4 separate regions of the Homo sapiens genome follow, and regions 1, 2 and 4 are each linked to region 3. The links are chromatin contacts, found by Hi-C in ENCODE. All regions are on one chromosome and are shown on one strand. Each heading gives the region's core, a stretch centred on a gene start or an enhancer-like site at or near the end of the contact. The rest is flanking DNA. Distances are from core to core; before and after follow the strand shown.

Region 1 (2,714 bases), core at 1-2,500, 4.5 Mb after region 3:
CTTTACAATTTAATCTCTTAGGATACTGACTTTTACACGGATCTGTTCTACAAACATCTGCCATCCCTGCTAAGAAACAAAAAAGGAAAACAGCATCCCGGAAGCCCTGGATTTGGGCCAGTTACTAACCCCGCATCTGTAAAATCGCTAGCCGCACCTAAACTGTGATGACTGGAGTTCACATAAAACCTAGTTTTACAACTTGTATCCTTCATTAGTAGCGCTCATCTGATCCAGAGGCGGTGAAGCCAATCATGCAACCATGTAATTACTCGGAAAAAGATAAGGGTTGGGGCCCAGGACTGTTCAAAGCTGGGCTGGATGCACAGGAAGGCCAGTGACTGCTGACCTGGGAGGAGAGCGCCAGGGTGCGAAGGCTTCCAGCCATCAAGCAGTAGGAGTTTGGCAGAAGGCTGTGGAGCAAACGCCGGGCCAAGGCAACTTCATGTGCACAGGCACAGAGGCAGATACAGTTTAGACATTCTGGGACAAGGTTAAAGGGTTGGCGTGGCTGGAGCAGGGGTTGGGAGAGTGGGAGGATGTTTCTGCTGGTGGGGAGGGAGAGGTGAGGCGCATTCTGAGGCCTTGGGTTTGTTGGGGGTTCACATTATGCCTGGGGATTCACATCCCTTGTGACTCCTGGACTGTGGGCCCGGACTGTGGGGGTGGGAGAGGACGGGCAGGGTGCCACTACCCCCCACCCCGCCCTTTCTCCCCGCGCGAGGCTGGCTGATGAGTGTCATTTTCTTCTTGGATTTCGCGCCTACGGGCGGTGTGCCCCTTCCAAGGCCCCCACCTCCGCTCTGTGAGGGCAAGATCTGCCGGTGTCCTAATCCCTTTTCCATGTCTGGGCGCACAGATCCAACTTTCCCGGAGAGGCAGCTCCGCGCCATCCCCTAGGATGAGAAGAGGGTGGGTGGCTGTGTGTGTGTCGGGGAGACAGACAGGGGCCAGGGCTCCGGGCTGCTTTCCAGGCAAGCGTGGACAGGACCCCCCCCTTAACCCCCGCCCCGGGTCCGCGACAGGGAGCGGTGAGGCTTTTCTTCGGCCCTGGTCCCCGGGGCCACGCAGGATGTCCGCCGGGCTGGGGTTGCGCACCCGGGGCCTCCGCTGAGCGCGTGCGGAGAGGGGCGCGGCCTCTCCCGCGGGGCCACCGGGCGGGTCCCGGCGGGGGCGGGGGTACTCGCGGTGTCCGGGCCCGCCCCAGCCCTGCCCCGCCCCGGAGCCGCCCGGGACGCAGGGAGGAGGGAAGGAGGCTCGGCCCCAGCTACCCGCGGCGCCGCGCTCCTCCACGCTCCGGGAGGGTAAGTGGCACGGGGCCGGGAGGCCAGGCCTGGGGCCGGGGGCCGGGGGCCGGGGGCCGGGCGGGTGGGGTCCTCAGCCCCTGGCCCAGCTCTGACACAGCCCCGGGAATCGGGGGCGCCGAAAGTCTGGGGGACCTGGGGAGGCGCGCCCGGCGCGGGGGCGGGGGCCCCGGCGTGACAGCTGCGGGCGGGCGGGTATTTTTAGTTTAAATCCAACCGTTCTGTGCTGGCTGCGAAATTCCCGAGCCTTTCCTTTCAACCCCGGGGAGCTTCGGCCGGCCCACAAGAAAAAGCCCTAAAGCCCCGGGCAGCGCGCCCCAGCGGGCCGGGTGCCTCCTCGGGGCTTCCCTCTGCCTCCCCTAGGGGCGGGCTGACCTGTCACCAAGGCTTGCGCGCGGCGGGGGCCCAATCCGCTCCTGGCGACCGCGAGCGCGCTCAGTAGTGCCTGGGAGAGCAGAGCAGGCGGCGAAGAGGGGAAGTCCAACCCCGAATGCTCAGTTTCGTTCAGACGCCTTTTGGCTATGCAAACTTGGCAAGCAGCTCAACCTCTCTGAGCCTCATTCCCACATTTCTAAAGGGGAGGGCAGTGAGGCCAGAGATGGCTTGCAGGGCCTGAGAGAGCCTCAGATGGATGTTGACTTCCCCTGGGGTCTTGGGATCTTGACCCCAAACAGCAGACCCATTGATGTGGCCCATTGGTCAACCCGGGAGCAGTGTCCTACACCGCCCAGCTGACCTCTGCTTCAAAACTGGAAGCCAGGGGCCTCCAGCCTGGGCGGGGTGATAATGAATATTTTCAGTTAACCACTTTGGCCCTGAAGCTCCAACCCTGGGCTTTCCTGGGACTCTCCCAGGTTCCTGGTCACCCCTTTCAACTCTGAAGGGTCACCCTTATCCCTGCACTGGGTGGGGGGGCTTTCTACAGCCAAGGGCTGCTAGTGGGATAGCTTGATGTGTCTTGGGGGCATGCCCCATCCCACATGAATGAGGGCATGAGGAGAATGGACCGTCCTCCCAGAAAGGAGAGCATGTCATAAAATCACTGCCATTCTGAGCTTGGCAGGACAGCGTCCTTCATCCACCAAGAGAAGCAGAAACAGGCCCAGAGAGGGGGAGTGATTTGCCCAGAGCCACACTGCCTGGCTCTCTTGAAGGGCCTGGGCTTGCCGCCTGCACTTCCAGGGCAGCCAACAGCCCATAGGAGTCAGGAGCTGGGAGGTGGGAGGGGCATATCAGTGCCAACGAGCTGTTTTGCTCAGTTTCCTGTCACTGTGCCCCAGCGGGATGCTCCAGCACATGTGGGTCTGCACATTCCTCAGGCCGGACGGTGCTCGGCAGGCTGACAGCCACAGCTGTGCCAAGCCTGCTGGCCCCAGGCGTTGTTTTCAACCAGAGAGGCCCCTCTGGGGG
Region 2 (2,700 bases), core at 65-2,564, 4.4 Mb after region 3:
AGAAACAGTCGCTAGTCTGTGCCTTTCTCCAAAGATGATTTTGAGGGCTTTGATATTTAAAGTGGAAAAGTAGGCTGGAGAGGAGAAAGGCAGTGTATGGTCACATGACTGAATCCACATGTTGCAAAGGAAACGGAGTAGGTAGGGGATAGTCAATTACGTATTTGTCTCATGCTCAATAAATCAGCAGTTTACGTAAGATAAGGTGAACATACAGTAGCTACCTGTGGAGCTATTTAACCTTTTATCTGTAGCTATCTACTTAGGAGCAAAAGGAAAGTCAGCTTCTTGCATGACTCAGCTTTTGGCTTTTTTTTTTTTTTTTTTTTTTTGCCTTTTTGGCATAGTGAACTGGGTTCTGAAGTTTTAGTTTTCCTTTCAGAACCTGCAGCTGCAGCTGTGTCCCATGAGTGTGGTAAGGCTTAGGGTGTTTTTGGAGATGAGCAGACCCAAGTTTTAATTCCAACTATGATGCCCAAATGCTAAGTTAATGTTGGACAAGTATTTAACCAATCTGATCTTCAGTTTGTCATCTGTGAATGCGGAACAATAATAATAATAATACCTTCTTTTGATAATTAGAGATAATGCATATGAGATATAAGCACAGAGCAGATGTTCCATGGCTGGTAAATATTCTCCCTCTTCCTCTTTGTGTGGTTGTCTGCTTGCTGTGTGTCTATGGAAGTCAGATGAGCATTTGCCCAGAGGTTGGTAGATGGAGCCCACAAGCTCATAAGAATAAAATAACTAGAATGGAAACAGAAAATTAGATGTTCCATATGTTGTAACTCATTTTTGGCTGGAAATTATAGAGACCTTGGTTGGGAGTGTCATTAGATACTTGGAAAGGATGGGCGATGATTAGCACAGGTGGCTGGAGATGAACTCCCTGAACCGGCCCTGACATCTTGTTAGAGAGAGAAAAGCTCACATAGGTGTGAGCCTAGAATTTCAGTTAATATGCATTTATTCTGTATCTTGTCATCACAAAGTTGAGTTTCGCAGTCTGCTAAGAAGAGCAAAGAACTTCCCAATAATATTGAAAGGTAATAGTCCTAAGGACCTTGAAAAGCTACATTTGTTAAGGAGTTTACTGTAGAATAGCATGCTTGTTCAGTAAAAGTGAAAAACCACCTTTGTCACAGGTGGTTGATTTCACCGGACAGCGCTGGCGATCATTAACCCACCATGACCTCCCACATTCGCCTTCAGTCACCTCCACCTGTTTTTGCCGGATGCAAAGTATCTGTTTGATGCCAGATAAGTATTTGTTTTGCAAATAAGAATAATGTGGCCGGACGCGGTGGCTTACGCCTGTAATCCCAACGCTTTGGGAGGCCAAGGCAGATCACCTGAGGTCAACAGTTCGAGACCAGCCTGGCCTACATGGCAAAACCCTGTCTCTACTAAAAATACAAAAAAGTTAGCTGGAGATGGTGGTGCACACCTGTAATCCCAGCCACTTGGGAGGCTGAGACAGGAGAATCGCTTGAACCCAGGAGGCAGAAGTTGCAGTGAACCGAAATGGTGCTACTGCACTCCAGCCTGGGTGACAGAGTGAGACCACATCTAAAAAAAAAAAAAAAAAAAAAAAAGTTTAAGTTCTAGATCTACAGATGATCCTGGATCGCCCACATAGGCCCTAAATGTCATCACAAATGTCCTTATAAGAGGGACAGAGGGACATCTGACTGCAGAAAAGGAAAGGCAACGTGAAGACGAAAGCAGAGGGAGATCTGAGGATGCTACACTACTGGCTTGGAAGAGAAGCAAGGGGGACGAAGGGCCAAGGAATGCAGCTCTCCAAGCTAGAAAAGTTCAGGAAGCAGATTCTCCCCTAAAGCCTCAGGAGAGAGCACAGCCCTACCTTGGTTTCAGCCCAGTGAAACTCGTTCTGCACCTTTGACCTCCAGAACTACCAGACAATGTTTGAAGGCACTCAGTTTGTGGGATTTGTTACAGCAGCCCTAGGAAGCTGACATCCCTGTTAAGGCTCAGCGTTGTTCCCAGACAGGGGACTGAGAGCAGGATCCATCCAGCGCTGCTCAGATCTTGCTGTTACCTTCAGGAGGTCCCAGGGAAGAGTTTGGAAAAGGGGAGGCTTTGGGTGTGGAATAGTTAAGTGACTTGTCATACAACCACACCAGAGGACGCTGTGTGGGTGTTAAAAATGACATCCCACAGAGCTTGGATGATGCAGGGAAATGCTTAGGATATAATGCCAAACAAAAAGAACAAGGAGGGAGTATACGTAGTAGAATTGGGCTGTGCTAAAAAGGGGGGCAAGTCCGGTCTGAGAGCAAACAAAACAAAATATTGCAAAATGTACCCAAGGGCTATCTCTGGCTGGGGGGACTCTGGCGACGGCTGTTTACATTGTACTCTTCTGTGTAGGGTCTCCTTTAGGAGGGCTCAGGGCTGCAGAGCAGCAGCCGCTAAGTGAGCAAGTTATAGCCAGAAGATTTTCAAATGTCAGCAGATTGGGAGCTCTGAGATAACATCGGAGACCTCCCAGCTGCTGCTGGAACCCTCAGGGTTGGACCATGGGAGGGGAGGAGGGGGAAGGAGAGAGTGTTGGAAGAACTAAGGAGGCAAGTTACAGACAATAATCTGCCAGCAGACAGGTTTTCTAACCCACCTTGCCTGTGGCTGCGGCACTGTTCTCTTTTTGCTGAGGGAAGTGGGGGATACGAGATG
Region 3 (2,875 bases), core at 287-2,786:
CCACCAACAATGACTGTTTTTTCTCAATGAATTATCAAGGAATACATAGAAAACATAAAAGCAGAGTTATTTTGGCTGAAGTGGAGAATAAGGTGCCCAAAACATCTTATCTACTGTAGATCACCTCCAAGGTCTTTTCAAGATGGAAATTTCTAGGATTTCTACGATTTTAAAATTGAAAAAGAAATTGCTGTGCCTCATTTACTTTTGATATAATTTTCTGCAATTAGTAATTGACACGGTAGAATAAGCTGCTAGAAGTTTTCACAATGTAATTTACAACTGAAAATGACTTTGGAAGTTGATATGCCTTTGAAATGAAAAGCATTCTGTTTTCTAAAGCTCCACTCACGAGTCCTCTAAAGTTAAAGGAAAGTTACTAAAATGACAGGATCAGAAATAAAGCCAACTGGAAAATAAGCAGCCCTGGACAAGTTCTACCTATCACCACGTCAATTTTAACAACTCACTGCAAGCTGCTTCTGTGCCTGTGTAGCGTGCTGCGAAAACCACCGGATGAGGCCAACCTCGTTAAACCCTGGTTCCATTCCTTCCCCAACCTGCCATGTGACCTTGGACAAACCCCACAACTTTTCAGAGGTTTTCTCAGCTACGAAACAGGAGTGATGACAGCGTTCTCATCAATCTAACACGGCTAAAAGATTCAAATAAGAAAACTGGCGAAATGGCACTTTGGAAATTGTGAAATAATTTTCAAAGTGAGGGATTGTTACTTTATGCTAAAAAACAAAGCTGTCATGAGTCAATCAAACAAATGCCCCAAACCCCACAGGATAAAAGTCTGTCTGTCCTATCATCTATAATCTTTCAGAGTTGTAGGGCAGGGGAGAGGCAGGTCCAAAATGTAATCTCACCTTTAGAGAGAACAATCTCAATGAGGAGTGCGGTTTGTAGACTGGCTGGTATTCACACATGTGCTCAACAGCAATAGCCTAAGTCCACAAGTCTCTCAAGTGGAGGGTCAGGACTCTTGCTATTAAGTTCATGAAGTTCCTATCATAAAAAGAACCCTCTCTGCCTATATTTAGAAAAAACAACCAGTCTCGGGTCATTCTAGAGAGAAGGGCCAGGACTCACCAAATGTACCTCTGAGCTAAACAACAATTCCCCTAGATGGCTCAGACCCTCCTCCCTATAATGAGAGGCAGGTGCTAATTTCTAAGTAAGTCCTTGACTCAGAAGCCATTAAAGGTCACAGGCATCAAGAGACACAGGCCTGTGTAATGGAAAGACCAGCGGCTAGAGAGGGAGCAGACTGTCACTAACCTGCTGTGTAACCTCATGTAAGCCCCCTGCCCTCTGGTCATGGACTTCTCGATCAGTATACTAAGGGGACCTGAGATAATTTCTACAGCCCATTCACCGTTAAGATTCTAGGTTTCCTCTTGACATCCCTCTGTCCCCTGCACTGGTTCCAATACTCACCTTGTGGCCATGGCTGAAAAGTGGCAGCACAGGGAACCCTGAGGAGGCGAGTCCTGTACTCCCACCAGCCTATGTTGATCAGAGGACCACAGACCCTCTGAAGACAGCAACTTGATTTTTATAGCCTACTTAAAACCAAACAGGAAAAGGAAGCTGAACCAGAGACAAAGGGGAAACAAACCCAAGTGAAAAACTGAAACCTAGGTAGAAAATAGAGAAACAAGAAGCTAACACTGCAGAGCCCCACCAGCGTGGGCGGCTGAGAGGCACTGCACAGGCCCAACCCCCCACAGCTGGCAACCTCAAGCCTCTAAGTGCTTCCTGCAAGGGTGCAAGGGTGGGTGAAGCCTGCTGGAGGTAGGGGCCAGGTCATGGTGCTGGCCCCCCACTAACTAGCTCTATAGTCTAAGTCAATGCCACTTAAGATGTCTGAGCTTCAGTTTTCCATCTGTTATAGAAAGTGCAGGCTCAGCACAGATGACTTCCTATAGGCCTTAAGAAAAGGCTACAAGAACTCGGAAGAGTCCCCACTGACTCTCCAGAGAATAGAAGACTAGATGATAAAGGCTATAAGCTGATCAAGTCTTTTTTTCTTTTTTGAGACAGAGTTTCACACTCCTGTCACCCAGGCTGGAGTGCAATGGCACGATCTTGGCTCACCGCCACCACAGCTTCCTGGGTTCAAGCGATTCTCCTGCCTCAGCCTCCTGAGTAGCTGGGATTATAGGCATGTGCCACCATGCCCAGCTAATTTTGTATTTTTAGTAGAGACGGGGTTTCTCCATGTTGGTCAGGCTGGTCACGAACTCCCGACCTCAGGTGATCCGCCTGCCTTGGCCTCCCAAAGTGCTGAGATTACAGGCGTGAGCCACCGCGCCAGGCCACTGATCAAGTCTTCATATTTGACTCTGGAACAAAATTTGTACTTCTACCGAGGAGACAACTCTCTCTAATGATGACATTTAAGTCAGCAATTTAGAGCCTGAAAGGAAAACACTTGAGGAATACTGGAAACTTGGCTTTGTCACTTGTTTATTAAGTGGGTGGCCTCAACTGTAAAATGGGGTTATACTTATTTTGCCTATCTCCACAGGGTTCTCATGAAGGTAAGATCCAGTCCAATCTTTCTTTCAAAATCTACTGAGAACTCACTAAGAAGCATGCACTGTGTTAGAAATCACAGACAAAAAATTGAGAACGACTGTACTTGTCCTTAAAGGACTTTTATGGTTTAGAAAAGAAGAGGTTGATAATGTTAGCAAATATTTAATAGATCCATTAAAATATTATTGATATAGTGAAAAACAGCTGTACAGAGTACAGTACAAAAGAAGTATCAGTTCTAATTGGAGAGATGAATGCACTTTGAATGCTAAAAATGCATTTTAAAAGGCTTTTAATGATATACATTTCCCTTTAAGCACTGTTT
Region 4 (2,700 bases), core at 111-2,610, 4.8 Mb after region 3:
TTATGCAATTTTCCCAGCACCACTTATTAAAGAGACTGCCCTTTCCCCATTTTGGCCCCTTTGTCAAAAATAAGTTGGCTGTAAATTCATGATTTATTTCTGGGTTCTCTATTCTGTTTCATTGGTCTTTGTGTCTTTTTTTATGCCAGTTACCATGCTGTTTTGGTTACTTGGCTTTGTACTGTATTTTGAAGTCAGATAGTGTGATGCCTCCAACTGTGTTCTTTTTGCTTAAGAGTGCGTTGGCTATTCAGGGTCTTTTGTGAATTTTTAGAAATTTTAGAATTTTTTTATATTTCCATGAAGAAAGTCATTGGTATTTTGATAGGGATTGCACTGAGTCTGTAAATCACTTTGGGTGATCTTGACATTTTAATATATTAATTCTTCCAATCCATGAACATGGAATATCTTTCCATTGTTTTGTCTTCTTCAGTTTCTTTCATCAGTGTTTTATAGTTTTCCTTGTAGCCATCTTTCACTTGGCAAAATCTATACCTAGGTATTTTATATTTTTATAGCTATTGTAAATGGGATTGCTTTCTTGATTTCTTTTTCAGATTGTTTGCTTTCGTCATATAAATGCTACTGATTTTTGTATGTTGGTTTTGTATTCTACAACTTTACTGAATTTATCAGTTCTAACATTTTTTGGTGGAGTCTTTAGGTTTTTCTAAATGCAAGATTATGTTGTTTTATATTTAAAGACAAGGATAACTTGACTTCGTTTTCCATTTGGATGCCCTTCGTTTCTTTCTTTTGCCTAATTGCTCTAGCTAGGACTTCCAGTACTATGCTGAATAAAAGTAATGACAGTGGACATCCTTGTCTCGTTCCAGATCTTAGAGGAAAGACTTTCAATTCAGGGGAAGCATACTTTTAGATACGCATTTGTAAATTCCCAAATCAAAGGACTGTGGCACTACCTGCTTACTCCCACTCAAATCTAAAGCTGATGACCAGGTGGGGTGGTCCCATCCTCTGGCATCTTGTGCCTCGACGGTGGCTTCTCCAGTGGCCCGTGTGTGAGATGTCTGGTTTCATCAGGAGATGGCTGGTTGTTGCAGCTGCCAAGAGGATTGTGTTGTGGAGCTGTTGCTATAGAGAAAATCTGATTACATTCAAACTCAAGCTCATTAAATCAGAATTTTCTTCTTCCTCAAGGCTGGAGAATGTCACTAGGAGGCCCTTCCTCTTTCTGCCTTCTTCAGGAAGGTAAACGTTCAACAGGGCTCTGTCTGAGCATGAAAAGAATGCCTTGTTTCTTCTGATCCTAGCCAGCTGCTCGGAATATGACTCACCAGGAAGTGAAAGTGAGAAATTGATATGGTTGGGCAATTGCAAATACTCACAGATGGTCTGATTCACAGGTAGTGCCTTCTCCTCTTTGTAGCACGCACTGTGCCAGGAGTCATACCTATGCATATTAGTCAGGGGTCTCCAGAGAAACAGCCAAGAGGATGAGTCTACATACAGAGAAAGACACTTATTTTAGGGAATTGGTTTATGCAATTGTGGAGTTTGGCGAGATCAAAGTCAGTAAGGTAGGTCAGCAGGCTGGAGACGCAAGGAAAAGTTGCAGTTTAAGTCTGAAGGCACCTGCTGGCAGAATTCCTTCTTGCTCAGAGGAGGTCACGCTTTGTGTTAAGGCTTTAACTGATTAGATGGAGCCCACCCACATTTGATGGAGGGCCGTCTGCTTTTCTCAAAGTCAGCTGGGGATTTTTTTTTTTTTGATTCAGAGTCTCACTCTTTCACCCAGGCTGCAGTGCTGTGGCACAGTCTCGGCTCACTGCAACCTCTGCCTCCCAGGCTGAGACCCTCTCAGCCTCACCCTCCCAGAGCAGCTGGGACTACAGGCATGCACCACCATGCCTGGCTAATTTTTGTATTTTTTTTGTAGAGACAGGGTTTTGGCATGTGGTGGTCTCAAACTCATGGGCTCAAACAGTCCTCCTGCCTTGGCCTCTCAAAGTGCTAGGATTATAGACATGAGCCACTGCAACCACACCTGGCTAATTTTTTTTTTTTTTTTTGGTAGAGATGGAGAGTTATCATGAGATCTGACGGTGTTTTGGTAGATCCATGTTGCCCAGGCTGGTCTCAAACTCCTGGATTCAAGTGATCCTCCTGCCTTGCCCTCCCAAAGAGCTGGGATTATAGGTGTGAGCCACTGCGCCCAGCCTTCAAAGTGTGATTTAGATGTTAATCTTACCTAAAAAACGACTTCACAGAAACATCTAGAATAATGTTTGACCACATCTCTGGGTGCCATTGCCTGGTCACGTTGACACATAAAAGTAACCATCACACTGTGTTTATTCTAAACATGCTCATAGAAGTGGGGGCTTTCCTGTGAAGGGCATGGACCCTGGGAGGCCTGGATGTGAGTCTTTCCTCCTTCATTTTCTAGTAGTGTAACCTTAGCTTCTGCGCGCCTCTGTGGTCTTGTAAACACACTAGCCATTTATTGAGCCCTCTGTACTGAGCATGGTGGATTTGTGATTCTCCCTGAGCTTAAAGACTGAATGTTTTACGGGACTAACCCAGGGTTGTACAGCTGCTAAGTGGGGCCTCGAATCCAGTTCTGGCACTCCGAGGTCACAAGGCTGGCTGAGGATTTATTAAAATAAGATGCAGGGGTCCGGCACAGTGGCTCATGCCTATAATCTCAGCACTTTGGGAGGCCAAGGCAGGCAG

What was found. A loop is a pair of places that touch in the nucleus more often than their neighbours do. Pooled maps may share reads with other maps.
Region 1: a map with no recorded cell type shows a loop between it and region 3 (13-fold over the local background). The contact joins the promoter of SYNE3 here to the promoter of EVL in region 3. A Hi-C loop is called at or near these places in 3 of 37 single-sample maps with no recorded cell type and 7 of 50 pooled maps.
Region 2: a loop to region 3 is called in a map with no recorded cell type, with 13 times the contacts of the local background. The contact joins the enhancer-like site here to the promoter of EVL in region 3. A Hi-C loop is called at or near these places in 3 of 37 single-sample maps with no recorded cell type and 4 of 50 pooled maps.
Region 4: a pooled map shows a loop between it and region 3 (10-fold over the local background). The contact joins the enhancer-like site here to the promoter of EVL in region 3. A Hi-C loop is called at or near these places in 4 of 37 single-sample maps with no recorded cell type and 7 of 50 pooled maps.

Annotation. Positions count from the first base shown.
Region 1 is chr14:95,515,186-95,517,899 of GRCh38, reverse strand. It overlaps SYNE3 (spectrin repeat containing nuclear envelope family member 3), which reads left to right and starts at 1,250. Exons shown (of 18, transcript NM_152592.6): 1 at 1,250-1,304. It overlaps SYNE3-AS1 (SYNE3 antisense RNA 1), which reads right to left and starts at 1,780. Exons shown (of 2, transcript NR_188030.1): 1 at 1,680-1,780; 2 at 1-896. RefSeq lists silencers at 995-1,804, 1,554-1,848.
Region 2 is chr14:95,660,530-95,663,229 of GRCh38, reverse strand. It overlaps TCL6 (T cell leukemia/lymphoma 6), which reads right to left. Exons shown (of 8, transcript NR_028288.2): 4 at 566-750. Among named protein-coding and RNA genes, the nearest start is that of TCL6, 9.8 kb to the right of the region's middle. Within about 2 kb of position 1,314, at least 6 of the 41 ENCODE cell types and tissues checked have a DNase peak (open chromatin) inside an H3K27ac peak, as active enhancers do.
Region 3 is chr14:100,064,083-100,066,957 of GRCh38, reverse strand. It overlaps EVL (Enah/Vasp-like), which reads right to left and starts at 1,536. Exons shown (of 14, transcript NM_016337.3): 1 at 1,447-1,536. The coding sequence starts at 1,457. RefSeq lists enhancers at 663-732, 793-872, 1,253-1,392, 1,443-1,522, 1,573-1,662 and 1 more.
Region 4 is chr14:95,264,276-95,266,975 of GRCh38, reverse strand. The region is part of intron 1 of CLMN (calmin); the gene reads left to right. Among named protein-coding and RNA genes, the nearest start is that of CLMN, 54 kb to the left of the region's middle. RefSeq lists enhancers at 1,030-1,079, 1,320-1,369, 600-1,799 and a silencer at 1,520-1,579. Within about 2 kb of position 1,360, at least 22 of the 41 ENCODE cell types and tissues checked have a DNase peak (open chromatin) inside an H3K27ac peak, as active enhancers do.